Regions from separate parts of the Homo sapiens genome. Here region 1 is linked to region 2. The links are chromatin loops, found by intact Hi-C in ENCODE. Cell type or tissue: Panc1. All regions are shown on one strand. Each heading gives the region's core, and the rest is flanking DNA. Links, peaks and the distances in the headings are about the cores only.

Evidence for each region. Peaks named below come from ENCODE experiments on the same cell type or tissue, not always from the same donor. Only the 100,000 strongest peaks of a DNase experiment are listed, where the experiment ranks them.
Region 1: a loop joins it to region 2, with 14 times the contacts of the local background. A loop is called at or near these places in 41 of 110 quality-filtered maps.

Annotation. Positions count from the first base shown.
Region 1 is chr13:87,272,820-87,275,749 of GRCh38, reverse strand. No RefSeq gene overlaps it. Among named protein-coding and RNA genes, the nearest start is that of MIR4500, 340 kb to the left of the region's middle. In Panc1, for the core only: CTCF peaks have their summits at 1,122 and 1,328 (motif pointing right); a DNase peak (open chromatin) is centred at 1,326; H3K27ac peaks cover 1,154 bases.
Region 2 is chr13:86,868,929-86,871,858 of GRCh38, reverse strand. All of the region lies in intron 2 of LOC105370300 (a long non-coding RNA gene), which reads right to left. Among named protein-coding and RNA genes, the nearest start is that of LINC00430, 39 kb to the left of the region's middle. In Panc1, for the core only: CTCF peaks have their summits at 1,068 and 1,280 (motif pointing left); a DNase peak (open chromatin) is centred at 1,240; H3K27ac peaks cover 2,312 bases.

The sequences.
Region 1 (2,930 bases), core at 234-2,733, 400 kb before region 2:
ACGCAAGAAAGAGGATCTTATTTTTATTTTTTTTTTGTAACTTGTTTTTTATAATCCAACACAGAATTAAATCAAAATAGTTTCTAAAATAGTAATGTCAAACTCTATAGGTGGAATTGATCCTAATTAAAGTAATTGATTAATATGAATATTTAGTTCATTTATAATATTTCTGAACCTTTCATATGCATTTGATAAGTTCATTTTACTCATAAACAACAAATATTAAAACTTAAAAAAGGTACAGCCATAGTACCACCCACATGGTTTGGATAAAATTTCACTTCAGAAAATAGTGCTTCCATGCATAGCTTTTTCCAACAAAATATTTGTTCTTAAAATATTATGGATAATTCATTGAAATGAGGACATTAATGAATGGCAGATTATATTTTCTTAATATCATCCTTCATATTAATTTTTTTAAAAGATACCAGGAAATACTGGCTGGCTCCAGGACTGAATGAAATTAAATATAATACACAATTAGTATATGTCTTATTCACTCACTCTGTATGTTTCTATTGAATCCCTTCTGTGTATAGATCAATGTGTTGAATGCAAGTGAATAAAACATTCTTCCCATTCTTAAGTATTTTACAGTCCAGCTGGGAAGACACAAATTCAACCCAACAGATAATATAATATATACTTCATGCAGATAGTAAAAGAACAGAAATATTTTTTTAAAATTCCAAGAGTAAATCACTACTTGGAAATTAGAAATGGCATATTAGGGACAGAATTTGATAGTTAGAAAATTGGTGAAGAGATAATACAAGTCCTTTAGGCATGAAATGTAGTTAAGTAGCTCTGACCTATATTTACTCACATGGACTCAGTCACTAAATAATAATTTATTTTATTAATTATTCATATGGGAGACAAATTAATGATCCTCTAGTAACCTCTTGAACCAGGGACACATCCATACATTAGCATATCATATAGAAAGAAACATTAATCTTTATAGCATTGATAATCTCTATAATTCTCTAAGCTTATTTTGAAAACTAATACTGAATATTTATTAGGCAATGTTAACTTTGTAAGCCTCTTGAGGTAGGCAAGGCAATTTTAGATAACCCTGTGGAACAGGTGAGGCAAATTTTAAAGATGTGAAAACTGATGTCATGAGAGGCCTAAATGCAAATAACTCCTAAGCACAGGCTTGGGAATTCAATCCAGGTATTTTGACCCCAGTTTAATTTCTTCTTTTACTATACCACACTGCCTCTTTCAAATAGGCTTAGCATTTGGATACTATGTTCTGTTATTAAAGCAGCTCACCACCCATCTTTTAATATGGGGTAGAAAATAGCTTTAAGCCTCTCCAGGGGGCGCTCTTAACCTGGAAAAGAAGGAAATGCATCACAGGTGAAAGAACAGCAGAACAATGTGACCTGCTGCTAATTTGCAGTGGTATTCATTTGGGTGGGATTTGACATTTCTGGGTAGATGTATATTTGTGATTGATATTTCATTCTTTAAAGCACAGCCTTTAAAACAGCTGTGAAATGCCAAGTTATTAATTTACACATTGCAAAATGTAGTGTTAGGAAACCGATTTACAGCTTTCCAAATTCAACTCCAGGGATACTAGGCTTTTGAAATCAGCACATCATGAAGAAGATTATCCCAATCAGCATAATTCTAAAAATTGCTGCCCAGTGTTCAGCTCTGCATAGAGCTAAAGGAATGAAAAAGGTGGTCAGGTGTAGTCACAGTAGATACAGCCAAAACAGAAAGACATATATACTTTGCAAGGGGCGGGGGGGCAGGAAACATTTTTCTCTTTCATGCACATATTTTTTGTTTTAGACTTAGTTTATTTGGGCGGTGTATGGGACTGACTATTTAATGTATTCTTTCTTGAAATGGTAAAACAATCTCTTGAGAAGAGGGCTTCATTTTAAATAACATGTAAAGCCTGTTTTACAGATCTTCTCCCTGAAATGTATTCATTATTCTTTTTCTGTTCTTCACAGAGTAGATGCGAATATATAACCATGAAAATAAGTAGTACTAACAAATCATGCCTTAGGCATTCCTAAAATGAAAGACTACATGAAATACTTTCATAATGAAGCTTTTGAAAACCAATCCATGAATTGATGTCTAAATTGTATTGGAAACAATACATACTTGAAAATTGCACTGGAGTTTAAACAAATTTTAACTAACTCCCTACATTTTTTTTTCATTTTTAGAGGTTTATATGAACTGGGACATTGATTTTATGGTAAACAAAATATTTACATGGACTTTTTAATTCATTTATCAGTATAGAAAAAGAATAAGAATACCAAAGCAAATAAAGGTACATCTCTTTACCATAACGATATCACTTACTATGTTCCTGACTTGCTGACATTTTAAAGGATGAAGAAACAAAATATTTGTTTAGAAATATGTTACAAAACCCAAATATACTAGCTGCTTACTGAGCAATTTGAATCTTCATAGTAAAACAAAATGTTTTAGCACAGATAAAAATATAGAAAAAATAAAATTTTAATTTGTGTTATTTGAAAATCTTAAATATCATAAAAATATATGTATTGCAAATGACGACATGCTATCAGTTGGATGAGTAAAGTAATGATTAGTGAGTATATCACAAGGAAAATATTGATACCTATTTCTCCGGATGCCTTAATCGTGGTGGCATAAGCCAGCCCACTAAAGGACATGTGTATGCCATAGCAACTCGGATTATTCCCACATTTGCTTTTTCAAAAATACATTGTGTTTTCACATTTTATTGAAATGCACATTAACATATTCGTAATACAATTATGGTTAAGCACATGACAACTGTTTGAAAACAATTAAGTAGAAATTTTAAATTGTCAAGTGAAAATATTCTTCAAAATTAAAACTCGACATTTTCTTACCACCCCTAGACATGTCCCCACTATCAAATCCAA
Region 2 (2,930 bases), core at 98-2,597:
TTCTGGGAAAAAGAAGTGCCTCTGCCTGAGACCGAGTCTCGATCTGTTGCCCAGGCTGGAGTACAGTGGCATGATCTTGGCTCACTGCAACCTCTGCCTTCCAGGTTCAAGCAATTCTCCTGCCTCAGCCTCCTGAGTAGCTGGGATTACAGGTGCCCGCCACCACACCGGGCTAATTTTTTAAATTTTTATTACAGATGGGGTTTCACCATGTTGGCCAGTCTGGTCTCAAACTCCTGACCTCAGGTGATCCACCTGCCTCGGCCTCCCAAAGTGCTGGAATTACAGGCGTGAGCCACTGTGTCTGGCCCCTTTTAGCCAGTTTTTAAAAGGCCTGTAATCCATAACCTCATTATCTGGCTTGCCCCAAAACTGTGGCAAAGTGTCCTATCAGAGATTCACTATAAACTCTTAGAGTATTAAAAAGCAAAGTAGTTTAATTTTAGTCTTGTCCTCATCATATAAACAATTTTCCCAAACAATTTTCCCAATACTTGTTGTAATCTAGTATTGTTAAAGAGAGAATAATTATTCAACAATACTTGTTAAGGTATTGTAAGGCAGACTTTATTCAAAACCATCACAATTGGTACATATGAACCACAGCAATGGGATTTTGCAGTAGGGGAGAGAGATTGGACTCCACTCTGAATATAGCGTGGGCAGGTGGGACTTTATAGCCACAGAGCAGGGTGGAAGTCAGTGGATGAAAAATTACTAATAGGACACATCAGGAATTAGAGGTATTCTGGCTACACTGACCTAGCAGGATTCCTGCTGAAGGCAGGCCAGGGCGATCAAACATCTCCTGGAGGACAGCGAATGAAGAACCCGATTAAATATTTTGGGCGATTAGACATCAGGGAGAGGGAGATTGATTCTAGCTAACCTGATTTAGCAGGGTTCTTTGCTAAAGCTGGATTTTGCAAGGAAGTGCACAGGCAGGCTTAGGAAAAGTTTCCGGAGGCTGACTAAAGTTTGGTCAAGCAAAGAATCTTTGTCTGTATGAAGATAATCCAAATTTATGCACACCATATGCTTTGGACTCACTTTATGGTAAAAGCTGAAAATTACTGCAGCACAATGGTGATTTGTGATCAGAAGAGTCTTAAAAGGGCACAGCTTCAGCTGGTTTAAGGAAAACGATGTGTCTGCTAAGGACTAGTAGCCATGAATGATTTTAGTAACCTGTATGCACAAAAAGAAAAATGACTGCCATCCTAAGACATTGAAAAAAGCATAATGTATTTCTTTTACATTTCTCAAAGATTTTGCCGTTTTTGTGCCTTAATCCTGCCACCTGCTGGTGTTACATAGAACTGAAAAGAAATGGCAAAAATATTTTAATATGAATTTTACAGGAAACATACAATTGTTTCAAATTGCTCTAGTATAGTAACTAATGTTTTTCAGCAAAGTTAGTGTTTTTCTTAGAATATATGCCTCTTTAAAACATTATATTAATATACTCAGTGAAGGAAAATATGGAATGTTAGCAAGTGTTATGTTAATAATTTTCTTTTTTTTCATAGCTGCTTTGAGGAGTTGATGTATAAATAAAAGATTTTTTCACCAAGAACTAAGAAAAGTATGCACAGTAGCAAGGTATTTTTATAGGAACTGCAAGTAATGAATTCAAATGTGGCTTTCAAAACTGTTACTTTTTTTTAAATGAATTCTTATGTATCTTTGGTTTTTCCAGCTTCTTGGCTTCCCATGCCTTTTGTGCAAATATGAGCCAGGAAATCTTAGCCACAGCAGAGCTATGTGAGGAGATGCTATTGTATCACTGCTATACAATGATCATACAGAAGACTTGAGCTAAATCTGTACTGAAAGAAATTATAGGGAGACTGTGTAATTACGGTTTGCAAGGAAACCTACATGATTATAATTTGAGAAATTTAAAGAAATTGTTTTTTTCACATTTGGGGACACAATTTTTGTCTCATGAAAACTGATTATTTTTCCTTTTCAGGAGAGCAAAGACAATTATATACTCAGAAACATAATTGGTACAATACTGATTAAAGGCAAAAGACACTTTAAGAGACTGCTTCTTAGTCATGCATTTTTTCTTTATTATAGCAAGAGACTGTCTTAGAAAAAGGCAAAAAAAAATAAAAATTTCAGGGAATTAAAACAAATTCTTCAGTATAGTTTATGCCTCATTTTTTAGTCTTTAATTCAAATTAAAATTATGTTGCTGACTAAATTGACATCTGTAAAATGCAAAAAGACAGTCATATTTTCTTCAAATAGTTTCACATAATGTGCGGCCTGAAACAATGTCATTTTAGCTAGCACTTTGTCAAGGAAAGTAATCCAAGAAAACAAAAGGGAACATGAGGAGTGAGCAAGGAATAGAAAGCCAATGTGCAAATAGGTTATGGAGAGGGCTGGCTCCGTGGCAACTGATGGAAGATGTGGTAGGAATGTCCTCTAAGAATCCCTGAAACTCCCAGGAAACTGATGGGAAAGACTTGATTCTTCAGCTCTAGTGTCTGATTTGTAGGTGTTTTACTCCCAAGATGTTACATGTCAGGCACTTCTGAGTTGTGCATTCATAGATACCTCAAGGCAGTAGCTGAGATTCACATGGTATGGATATGAGGTGAGGTCCTTTCAGTTGCACTTGCATTAATTAGTTGGAACACATAGTGATTTGATCACTTTAGCAGCAGCTTGAACGAGACAATGATAAGTTCAAGAGCTTCCAAAGAGGTATATAAAAGAAGTGACAGGTAACTCAATATTCAATATTTATTACATAATTTAAATTTTATCTATAAGTCATAAAACCTTAAAAAAGGGAACTGCACATTTCAGTTACTCAGACAGATGTATGGTATCATATAGAGAAGATATGTGAGCATCTGACTATCATTCAAGAGTTACAGAAGGAGGCCTGGTGCGGTGGGCCACACCTG